2 separate regions of the Homo sapiens genome follow, and region 2 is linked to region 1. The links are chromatin contacts, found by Hi-C or POLR2A ChIA-PET in ENCODE. All regions are on one chromosome and are shown on one strand. The core of a region is the stretch at or near the end of the contact, and the rest is flanking DNA. Distances in the headings are between cores, read along the strand shown.

What was found. A loop is a pair of places that touch in the nucleus more often than their neighbours do. ChIA-PET counts read pairs that join two places held with the same protein, here RNA polymerase II (POLR2A). Pooled maps may share reads with other maps.
Region 2: a pooled map shows a loop between it and region 1 (7-fold over the local background). The contact joins the promoter of RIC8B here to the promoter of C12orf75-AS1 in region 1. A Hi-C loop is called at or near these places in 1 of 37 single-sample maps with no recorded cell type and 5 of 50 pooled maps. POLR2A ChIA-PET finds 5 or more read pairs at or near these places in 1 of 52 experiments (HEK293).

What each region holds. Positions count from the first base shown.
Region 1 is chr12:105,323,238-105,329,167 of GRCh38, forward strand. It overlaps C12orf75-AS1 (C12orf75 antisense RNA 1), which reads right to left and starts at 3,780. Exons shown (of 3, transcript NR_131986.1): 1 at 3,667-3,780. RefSeq lists an enhancer at 4,097-4,146.
Region 2 is chr12:106,772,357-106,778,452 of GRCh38, forward strand. It overlaps RIC8B (RIC8 guanine nucleotide exchange factor B), which reads left to right and starts at 2,326. Exons shown (of 10, transcript NM_001330145.2): 1 at 2,326-2,473. The coding sequence starts at 2,390. It overlaps LOC100287944 (a long non-coding RNA gene), which reads right to left and starts at 2,475. Exons shown (of 4, transcript NR_040246.1): 1 at 2,334-2,475. RefSeq lists enhancers at 1,475-2,026, 2,797-2,846 and a silencer at 2,237-2,466.

The DNA of each region.
Region 1 (5,930 bases), core at 2,530-5,029:
CCTCCTTTTCTCTCTTTGTCTTCCTTCCCACATTTACACTCACACAGAGAACTTTTATGTGCTATTTAGTGCAGCAAGGAAATTGCAGGACACTATCTCTACTATCAAGGAACTACCAGTCTAATCAGACAGATACAAATACATATATTCAATGCTGTCTGTAAAAATATGTAATTTATGGACTGAATAAGTAGCATATGCTATAAGAAAGGGTTTTGAAACATCTTCAAATATTAAACACCAGGAGAATGACAATGGAAGTCCCAATGCATTTCAAAGAATCACTTTCATAATGATAACTCTCTCCAAGACAACTTAAAAATCAAGAGTAAAACTATTAACACATTTGAAAAATAAATTACTTGGAAACTTAAAAGTTCTAGATAATTCATGGGTTAATAGGCAATGAAAATTATAAGGAATTTAAAATTGAAGGACAATGACAATAATAAATATCCAAACCATCTGGATGCAATTTAAGCAATATTCGGAAGAAAAAAGAAGGCTTAAATGAATTTGGTATTTAACTCAAGGAGTTGTAAAAAATAATATCAGGGTAAATCCAAAGAAATTAGAAAGAAGACAACAGGAAAAGGAAGGACTGGAAATAAATGAAATTGAAAACAAAACAGAAAAAGAAAGAAATGGTTAAAAAAGAAAGTGGACTCTGAAAACTCCAGCAAAATGAACAAATCTATAGCAAGACTAATCAAGAAGGAAAAAGTGCAAATAAACACTACGGGAAGGCAAAAGGAGGCACATCCACAGATATAAAAGGGATTACAATCACCACAAGAAAACACTATTATCAATTGTAGGCCCATATATTTGGAAATGTATACTGTAGCAGACACAGTTAGTTGCTGCAACTGTGCTATGCTATGCTATGCTATAATGTGCTATGCTATGCTATAATGTGCTATGCTATGCTATGCTATGCTATAATGTGCTATGCTATGCTATAATGTGCTATGCTATGCTATGCTGTACTATGCTATACTATGCTGTGCTATGCTATACAGTGCTGTGCTAAAATATGGTATGTTATGATAACACAACCCTAACATCTCAGGTGGCTTACAGATCACAAATATTTCTTTCTCATTCATGTTGCAGGTTCAGTGTGGGTGTGGGTGAGGTCCTCCACCCCATGCCACGCAGTGACTCAGGGGTGCAGGCTGACGGAGGAGCCAACACCTCCACATGTGCTTCTGGGGTCATTGCAGCTGGAGAATCTAGAATCTAGCTTACTGTAGAATCTTTTTTTGGGGTGGGTGTATAGAGTCTTACTCTGTAGCCCAGGCTAGACTGCAGTGGCATGATCTTGGCTCACTGCAACCTCCACCTCCTGGGTTCAAGCTAGTCTCCTGCCTCAGCCTCCCAAGTAGCTGGGACTACGGGCATGCGCCACCATGCCTGGCTAATTTTTGTATTTTTAGTAGAAATGGGGTTTTACCATGTTGGCCAGGCTGATTTTGAACTCCTGTCTTCAAATGGTCTCCCAGCCTTGGCCTCCCAGAGTGCTGAGATTACAGGCATGAGCCATGGCCTCTGGCCTGCAGAATCTTTATTACTCTTGTAATCAAGTACTTCTTGTCTACCACCCTTGAAGATGCTCTGTTGTGAGGAGTGAAGTTGGCTGACAGCCTCCAGCTGTTAGCACCTTTGGAATCTGCTGCTGTGTTGAAGCTGAGCTCTGGGTAGCTCACAGCCTGGTGGAATTACTACGGCCTAGTCATGTCTGCCCAACATGGGACTCCCCTCCAGGCAATCTGCCTTTGAGATTCCCACTGGCCTTGGCCAAGACTTTCTCAGAGCTGCTCCACAGTCTAAGCTTCTTTCTGCTCACTCCGAATTTACCTGTCTTTGTATTTCCCCCTCAAGGGTGTCAGATGTGCAATGCAGTCTGAAGGCTTTCCCTGCCTACTCCTGATCCCCTCCCACTCCACGCTCCCTGTATCTTTCAGGCATCACCCCCAATAAACCTCTTGCATTCCTACCTCCTAACTCCTAGCAGTCCAGAATCTCAAAGTCATATTTAACCTTTAATCACATTTCATTGGCCAAAACTAGTCACATGTCCATGCCCATCTTCAAAGGGTTAGGGCAGTCTAACCCAAAGGAGAACTGGATATTGGGGCACATTTGTAATTTTTATCACTACTGAAAAACCCTAAATAATGGGAAGAGAAGTTCTCTAAAAGAAAATAATATTTATTTGGGAGTAAGCATTGCAATGGAATATGGTGGGTGTATTCGGGGAAGTAAAGGAAGATAATGGTTTTTAAAGAATAAATAAGGAGGATTACATAATTGTTTTGAGATAATTGTCCTTGGCTACAAGGATCAATAACAAGGGTTATGCCAGTCAGGTTCGACAGGCAGTTGCTGGGCAGATGTCTTTGCAGAAAAAATTTTTTTTTGTATAAGGGTGCAGTACCCTTTGTGCAAGATTGTGAGTTTTGGCCGGGTGCAGTGGCTCATGCCTGTAATCCCAGCACTTTGGGAGGCTAAGGTGGGCAGATCACCTGAGGTCAGGAGTTGGAGACCAGCCTGAACAACATGGCGAAACCCTGTCTCTACTAAAAATACAAAAATTAGCTGGGCGTGGTGGCACATGCCTGTGATCCCAGCTACTCAGGAGGCTGAGGCAGGAGAATCTCTTGAACCCAGGAGGCAGAGGTTGCAGTGAGGTGAGATCGCGCCATTGCACTCCAGCCTGGGTGAGAAGAGTGAAACTCCATCTCAAAAAAAAAAAAAAAAAGATTGTGAGTTTTGCATCCTTTTCTGGTTGTTTTTGTAATCAGCCATATGTACGTGGGAACATTTCCTTCATGGCCTTCCCAGCCTCTATTTGTCAGGGCTTTAATAAAGTGACTCCACTTCGATTCTGACAACTTTTGATATACAACTAATGATTAAACAGTTATTCATTACCCTCCTTTTCTTGCCAGCAGAGCCCCAATTTTTTCAGGTGTCTATCCTGCACTTCCATCATGACTCAAGGGTAAACTGTAACTTACTAGAGCCAATTATAACCAATTTCCAGTAATTGGATCAAGAAAAGGCCAATGAAATCTTGGCTAATGCAATGGGAGAGGAAGTGTTCTGGGTGCCACCTGGATTTAAAAGTGACACAGGCTGGCGCAATGGCTGACGCCTGTAATCCCAACACTTTGGGAGGCCGAGGCAAGTGGATCACCTGAGGCTAGGAGTTCGAGACCACCCTGGCCAACATGGTGAAACCCCATCACTACTAAAAATACAAAATTAGCTGGGCGTGGTGGTGCATACCTGTAATCCCAGCTACTGGAGAGGCTGAGGCAGGAGAATCACTTGAAACCAGGAGGCAGAGGTTGTAGTGAGCCGAGATCCCACCACCGCACTCCAACCTGCCTGGGTAACAAGAGCGAAACTCCATTTCAAAAAAAAAAAAAAAAAAAAAGTGACACAGTGTGGGGAAGAGCCTCTTTTCTCTTTTCTGTTGGTGGGTATGGTTATGTATGAAGTTGCTACCGGGTGCTGAGGCAGCCATCCTGCAGCATGTCAAGAGGGAAAAAGAGAAAAGCAAAAAGAAAATCTAGGCTGCCAGACTTTTTGTGGGGAGCCCTTCATGGGAAGAAAAATCATGAAAACTTAGACTTACTCAGGTTTATATTCTCCTACCTCTTGCTTTCTTTTTCTTGTCAGATGAATTTCACTCATACACCTCTTCTCTCTCCTTCATGCCAGATCAGTTCTGTTTGGAAGAATGAAAATGACAGCTAAGTGGTGTGATCTAACTGACACAGGGAAAGAAGCTGAAATTGACCACTCAGGAAATGAGGCATGTGTTAATGATTTTCTTTTGACTCATTGTTTTTAAAAACATCCACATGCAATCAACTGTTGTCTATAAAATAAAATAAAATTCCTAAAAAGGAAAAAGGGGACATAGACTTGCTATTTCATTCCACATTAGGAAGAGGACTAACATTTATTGGGTACTTACTATATGCCTGACATTTTACTAGGAACTTTTCATACTCTGTCTCACCAAATGACCTTGCTTGCCCTTTGAATAAAATTTTAACTCCTTTCCACGGTGTATGTTCTGACCCCCTCTCTGAAATCCGCACCCTCCCCATCTCTACTCCACAGATGGGCCTTTGAATTCTGGCTTTTTTTTAAAATTCCCTCTTATTTATGAAACACACCTAGCACGTTCCTGCCTCAGGGCTCCTGTTCTTGTCATTCTCTTTGCCTGGAATCCTCTTTCCTTGGATCTTCCCATGTCTGATTTCTTTTTTTTTTTTTTTCTTTTTTTTTTTTTTGAGACAAGAGTCTCGCTCTGTCACCCAGGCTGGAGTGCAGTGGTGTGATCTTGGCTCACTGCAAGCTCCGCCTGCCAGGTTCATGCCATTCTCCGGCCTCAGCTTCCTGAGTAGCTGGGACTACAGGTGCCCGCCACCACGCCTGGCTAATTTTTTGTATTTTTAGTAGAGATGGGGTTTCACCGTGTTAGCCAGGATGGTCTCGATTTCCTGACCTTGTGATCTGCCCTCCTCGGCCTCTGAAAGTGCTGGGATTACAGGTGTGAGCCACCGCACCCGGCCAATGTCTGATTTCTTTACATCAACCACACCTCACAAAAATATCCTTTCTTCAGAGGGCCTTCTGTGACCATTCTATTAGGTTAGTGCAAAAGTAATCGCAGTTTTTGCCATTAAAAGTAATAGCAAAAACTGTGATTACTTTTGCACCAACCTTATATCTAGAATAGCACCTCTCCCTCTACTCCTAGTCTCCTATTCCAGTGACTTATTTTTTCCCATCGCACTTGTATCTAAAATTATCTGATTGTATTTGCTTTGATGTATCTCCTCCCACTTGATTTTTCCTCTCTCTCTTGTTCACTGCTGTCTCTCAAACATTTAGAAGAGTGGCTGGCACTTTAAAAACAGATTGGGGGTACAAGTGCATTTTTGTTACACGGATGTATTGGGTGGTGGTGAAGTCTGGGCTTTTAGTGTAACCATCACCCAAATAGTGTACATTGTACCCAACAGGTAAGTCCTCATGGCTGGAGCTCTTAAGGTGATACTCAATAGTGCTTGTTGAAATAATGGATAGATCACATAATCTATAACATTATAGGGCAGAATGCACACTACGAGGAACCATGAGATATCTCAGTAAGTGAGTGTTAGAAAAGAACCTACAGGATTTAGGTTCATAATAGGTGATTTTGGTTGGGATTTAAGGAAGCAGAACTTTTTTTTTTTTCTACATTGGATATTGTCAGGAAGCAGGGACAATTCTATGATTAGAGATTCTTAATGAACCTCATCTCTAGGCAGGAAGACAAGAACAGGGCTAAAACCATAACTGGTAAAGCAGCAGCAGACAATCCTATCAGGCAGGATGGGGAGATGTTTGGTGTTTTGGGGGTTTGCACAATGACCTTGTTTTTGTCAGCACTTAGACAAGATTACCGAGTCACCTTGTTTTTTGTCTCATTTCATAGTTTATAGAGTGGCCTTGTGTGATATTGGTGTTCTATGCAACTGTGTTTAACAGGAGAATGCAAAGGCCCAGCTGTTGAGTGTCACAGCTTCTAGGCCAGTTTCTAGGTGTCAAGGTCCATTTTCTGTCTCTTACAAGTGTCCTAAGGCTGGAGTCTAGTGTCAGCACAGAAATAAGCAGGAGAATATCTTTCGGCTACTTGATAGTTCCCTTTTCCCCAGTTCTGGCTATGTATTAGGATGGACACTGAACCAAGACAGCACAGGCTGGTAGAGAAGCAGTACTTCTAGAAGTCAACTAAAAAATGCCTTTATTTATCCAAGAATTAATTATCCTCTCAGCACATGGCTACCACAGCTAATTTTCAAATGGAGAATGCTGTATATTTTGCATCCTGAATGATAGAACGCACCATTGCCTCAAAG
Region 2 (6,096 bases), core at 1,076-3,575, 1.4 Mb after region 1:
TTAAATCTCTTTTTAGAAGTACAGAGTTGGAGACTAAAAACATAGCCTATTTCTGGCAAACAGACATTTCAAAGACATGTGTCTGAAATGTCAGAGACCTTCTAAAAGAATTCTAAAGAGAAACATCTCTACGGAAATAAGATACTTTGTGCTCGTTTAATATCGTCTCTGGGAGACCCTTGCTCCAAAAATAAATATATGGATACCCCCAAAGCACTTAATTCTGTACTGGACACAGAGCAGGCACCCAAATACTTTGTTAACAGCTCTCAGTTTTTGTCCCAGTTCTTGTTACTTAACTCATCTGACCCTGTTTTCTTATCTATAAAGTGGGAACAATACCTTCCCCAATGATCCATTGAGATTAGAAGTATTAAAAAGTTCTGTAAACTGTTAAAAACAATTGCAAGATGTTACTATTAGCTTAGAAAATTAGCTAACTATTCCATGACCTTACTAAAATGTGCTTTTTGGAGAGATGGATTAAAATCTTTCTGACTTAATTTATTACAGAGCACCTACCCCAATGCCTGACTCAAATATGCTCAATAAATGTTTGCTGCATGGAAAGTATAATATACAGAAAGACCAAAAGCTCCATAAACTCAGGTCCCATGTTCGTTCTTATTTCCGAATTCCCAGTATCTAGCAGAATATCTACCACAGCATAGAAGAAATTCAATCATTAGATAAATAAACTTTTGCCCCCTCTAGTTCCTCTTCAGCACAGCTCAAGAGGGAGAGACTGGTAGGGGAGACATCAAGGATGATTATGGGTAAAGGCTGCTTGGAATGGAAAACTTGAAATTACTTGGAGAATTCATCCACTTTCCATCAAAAAAAAGCTTGGGAGAGCAGAAAGAGCACAGGCTCTGAGTTCAAATTCAGTTTCCAAAAATCTGCAATTTTGATAAATTAACCAACTAACCTCTCCAAGACTCAGTTTCCTCATCTTAAAATGAGAATAACTCATATGGGTGCTCACTAGAATGGAAGCTCCATGAAGGCAGGGACTTTACTTTGGGCCCACTGTATCCACACTGCATTTAACAGCACCTGGGCACAGCACAGGCTCTCAAATATTTGTTGAATGAATGTGTATGAAATTGATTGAGCTAACACAGGTGAAGTATTAACAGAGTGCCTGACACGTAATTACCACCGGGGCAATGGGAATCTTTGTCATCACCACCACCGCTACTGTATCGGTATTATTACAGTTCCCGGAGGTCGTAGAGCGGCCGCTTCGGGGGGAAAGGCCTGGTTTCAAACCTCGACTTTCCCATTCTCTGGCCGTGTGACTTAGGATAAATTACTGAAACTATTCGGGTTCCTTTTTATTTCCACAAAAATTTGTGTTGGGAGAATTAGAGGATATAGGGAAATTACCTAAGAGAGTCTGGAGCCCCGGTGGCACGAGATGCATGCTAGAGATTAGTATTAAGGCAGAAAATCGCCGAGTCCTCTTTTATCCAGATAACTGCCTTCAATTATTTCCCACATTACTGTAGCTGAGTACATAACAAGAACGCAAATAAGGGTGGAAGGAATTCCCGAGACCGAAACCGCTAAATGAGAAAAGGGAATTAAACCGTGCTTGACAGTTCCCACCAAGGGATGGCAGTTTCCGCGACCGTCGGCCAGTCCAGCCAGCCCAGCCAGCCGAGACTGAAGCAGGACAGTCAGCGACATAACGAACAAAACCGAAGCAGACGCTTAGACCCTCCCTCTAACGGTCTCCCCGCCGCTGGCCTCAGGCGGCCGCCAGACTCCCGTTTCCGGCCCTCGCGGTACCACAGTTCCCAGCATGCCCTTGGCGGGAATTCTTTCCGGCTGGATGACTACCAATCCCAGCATGCCATTCGGCACGCCAGTAAATTAGATGGAAGAGCGGGATAGCCCCATTGCATGCAGGGAATTGCAGTCCATTTAGCGGCTGGTTCATAGATGGGCGGGGAAGAGCCGGGTTGCTCTAGTCCTTTGAGAATGATTCATAGAGGAGGGTCAGGAAAGAAGAACGGTTCAGTCTGTGAAAGCCCCCTTAAAAGACTGGACAGTTCTCCGAGGGAGGGAGAGGCAGGAGAGCAAGCAGGGCCTTGGGCCTGACTCCGCCTCGGTCCGCTAGCCAGGCCTCGACCGAGTCCTGGGCCTTGTCAGGGGCGGCCGTGAGGCGCCGGTTGCTGGGGGAGCGGTGACGTCGCGGGGTGAAAGTTGAGGGGCGGTGACGTCGGGCCGGCCCGGGCGGAGGCTGGCGGGTTGGAGGCAGGACGGAGGGAGGGAAAGAGGGAAGGAAGGAAGCTGGGAAGGAGCGAGCGGGGGCGCGAGGCGTTTACCTGGAGGCAGCGGCTTGGGCGCGCAGAGCGGCCGCGGCTCCCCCGCACCTGCGGCCATGGATGAGGAGCGCGCCCTCTACATCGTCCGGGCCGGCGAAGCAGGGGCTATCGAGCGGGTCCTGAGGGATTACAGCGACAAGGTAAAGAGTCCTGGCCCCGGGCGTGCGGTATCGCACCCCCGGGCCGCCCTCCGTGCTTGCACATCGCATCCTTCCCCACCCCCCTCATTCCGGGGATGCGCATTGCTCTCCCCCGAAAACGTTTCCGGCTTGGGCATGCGTGTTTGTGCCCCCAGCCTTTTCCATCCATGCATCCTGCATCCCACTACCCCCACTGTAGCGCCCACTCCTCTGATTCCTGGCCCAGCAGCTTGACCTCCGGTCCTCCTCTCAAGCGTGCAAGTCACACCCCCGGAATCCGTAGATGTGCATCTGTGCCCCGTGCCCCACTCCTGGATGCATAAATGCATGAGAGGCTTCCTCACCTGTATAGCATAAAAATACGTGCTTCCCTGCATAAACACGGCCCTTGACATGCATCAAATGTATCAGCAACGATGGCAGTTTCTATACGTTTAGCACTGTACGGTTTTCAAGGCATTGATGTCTCATCTATGGTCTCCTTTGATCCTCAGAGTGTTTATAGGGTAGATGGTATCATCCTCCCCATTTTATAGATGAGGAAACCGAGGTGCAAAGAGCTGAAATCACGCCCAAGGTCATGGACATATAATGTTGTAAGTGGGTGGAGAATGTAACTCCTAATGATACCTGTTATTTGTATCGCATTAACAGCTTTCCTATCCATTATCTTATTTAATCTTACAGCAATCCTGTGAGGTATTATCTGCATTTTGCAATTGAGACTCTAGATTGGTTAAGTAACTTGCCCAAGGTCATACTTGGAGCTGGTATTCCAGTTTAGTTCTTTCCACTTCACAACTCTGCGTAAAAGAGTATCTTGTTATAAATCCCAGTCACTTCTCAGAACCTCTTTCCAAGAACCGTTAGCTCTTCATTACTTTTCCTTCCAGGAATTTTACATGCTCACTTCAAAAGATAGCCTACCACACCTTTATCCTTTGGTTTAGAAGACTGCTTTATAGGAATGACTGGCGACTCCCTTCTGTGAAAACACACCCAACACCAAGTCACAACCTAGCTGTTAATGTTTTTCTTTCTTTTGCCCCCGTACATCGTCTCCCCTTCAGTGTTTGCTTTGTGTCCACCACTGCATCCATCCACTTTGTATTACTGACAATTGGTGTCTTATTTTTGAATCTTTTCCACCCGGGGCAGAAATGGCATACTGGTGGCTGAATTCCCGTTTAATCTTCCCAACAACCCTGGGAGGAGAGTGATGGTATTCCCCAATTCACAAATGATAAAATTTAGAATGATAATGTGGTCCCAAGTCCACACAGCCACTGAGAGATAGAGCTGAGATTTGAATTTACGTTGTCCAACTCCAAGTCCAGCGAGCGCTCTTTCTGCCGTACTGTGTTGCTTTCCTTGGGAAGATTCATAGGTTCTATCTATTCATATCTTAGCTCCTTCACTTTCTGATACACTTTATTGTTGAACATGTCTGCCTAATTTAGGAATAACTCATTCAATGCATAGTTGTACATATTGTGGAGATTATGATTTAACCCGATTTATTACTGCTTTCCAGAAAAGATATAAGGCAGCTTCAAACTGATTTTCAGAAGCAAGAAATGCAAAGAGAACTTGGCCATTTGTTGAATCAACTAATGTTTATTTAGCACTTACTATATGCCAGATACCCAGCAATAAATAGGAATTTGTTTCTGTAGGGGAGGAAGGAGGAAAAACCTTCAACTGGATATAATCACGTTCTTTAATATTTCTCCTTCCCTTTATGGCTAAACTAATTAGACTCCAGATTTGCTTCCTCCAATTTATCTCTTCTCATTGGTCTCCCTCCAGATTGGTATCTACTTACCACTCCTGGCCAGGTGCTGTCAGAGCTTAAATCCTGAACATCTCCAGCTCCCCTTTTGTATTGGGAATGTTTTTAAGGTTGTTTTGCATGGTGTGTCTTGCTTAAGGTGGTATCTGAAGTGTTTCAAAAGATTCCCAAACCCTTGTAATTTTGGGATCAAGCCTGAGAGTGCTCTGACTAGATGTGAACTGGGTCAGTTAGCTCTTTCAGAAGAAAGCGCTCCCTTCTTTTTTGGAGACAGGGTCTGTATCTGTCACCCAGGCTGGAGTGCACTGGTGCAATCACGGCTCACTGCAGCCTCCATCTCCTCCCCCCCACCGACCCTCCCAAGTAGCTGAGACTACAGGTGCGTGCAACAGCACTGGGCTAACTTTTTAAATTCATTTTTTGTAGAGATGGGGTCTCACTGTGTTGCCCAGGCTGCTCTCAAACTGCTGGGCTCAAGCAGTCCTCTCACCTTGGCCTCCCAAAGTACTGCGATTATAGGTGTAAGGTACTGTGCCTGGCGAGAAAGCTCTCATATTTAATACTGACTGTAGTAGGGCCAGTATAGTAGGGCTGATTATAATACAAAGAAAATGGCTGAACATCATATTGCAGTGAGGTTTTGCCCCTCAAAGGGAGAGATTTTGAGAGCAGATGAATAGGAAGTGAATGTATGATCATAGTGGTTCAGGCAGTAAGAATGGGGAGGTGGAATTAAATTGCCCAGCTCTATGGTATATGGAATTTAGAACCCTGAAAAAAAATAGTTGGGTACCATATACTTCAGTTTCCTTATCTGGAAAAATGGATTTGAGAAATGTTTGGATTATGAGGTGATTATAGGGCATTGAGGAGTCCAACAGAGAGAAATGAATGCTGTAGAGAGAGAGAGACCGGTTCGTTATTTGGGAGAGTAGTGGAGAGGTTCTTTATGCTACCTTATACCTCTAATAAAGCTAGTCCTTGAAAGGAGGCAGTCAAGTGTAGTAGAAAGGTGGTGGGATTTGACATCAGATAAACTTGGTTCAAATCCCAACTCTGCCATTTATTAGCTTTATGACTATGGATAAATTATATTAAGCCTGTGAGTCTCAGTTGCCTTACCTGTAAAATAGGGATAATATCACCATTCTCTTAAATTATTGTGAGGATTACATTAAATGAAATATAATGCCAACACTGGGCACAATGCACCTAGGAAGCACTCAGTAAGTTACAGTTATAATGACCAGGGTACCTAAGAGGTGTGGCCGGAGCACAGGTTCTGTAGCCAGCCTGGCTATGATCCTCAACTTAATGGCTTGTGTGACCCTAAACGAGTTACTTAACTTTGCTGTGGCTTAGTTTCCTCATCTGCCAAATGGAGATAATAATAGTAACTATATCATAGATTTGTTGTCAGGATTAAATGAGTTACATGTGTAAAGCACACAGAACAGTGCCTGCCACTGAGGAGGCACCCCATAACTGTTAGCTTTGAACAAAAAAATTAAACGTGGCATGAGTTGGGATAGCACGATATTAAAATTTGGGAATATGCTCCATTCTTCCCCTTCTTTTTCTAATGGGTAGCAAAATTGTACCTTGTACCGCTTTTAGAGATACCTGTCGGGCTCCGGGAAACATCTAATTTCTACTGTGTTATATAGATTCTCATTTCCAAGCCTTCTTGCTTCATTCACTGACCTTTGTTATCTTGGAGAGAGGAAATATGTATCTATCCCAGAAAGAATGAAACTTGTCTGTTTGTCAAGGGCATGACACAGCATAGGTCTCAGCATAGGCAAGTTTTTTTGTTTGTTTGTTTGTTTAA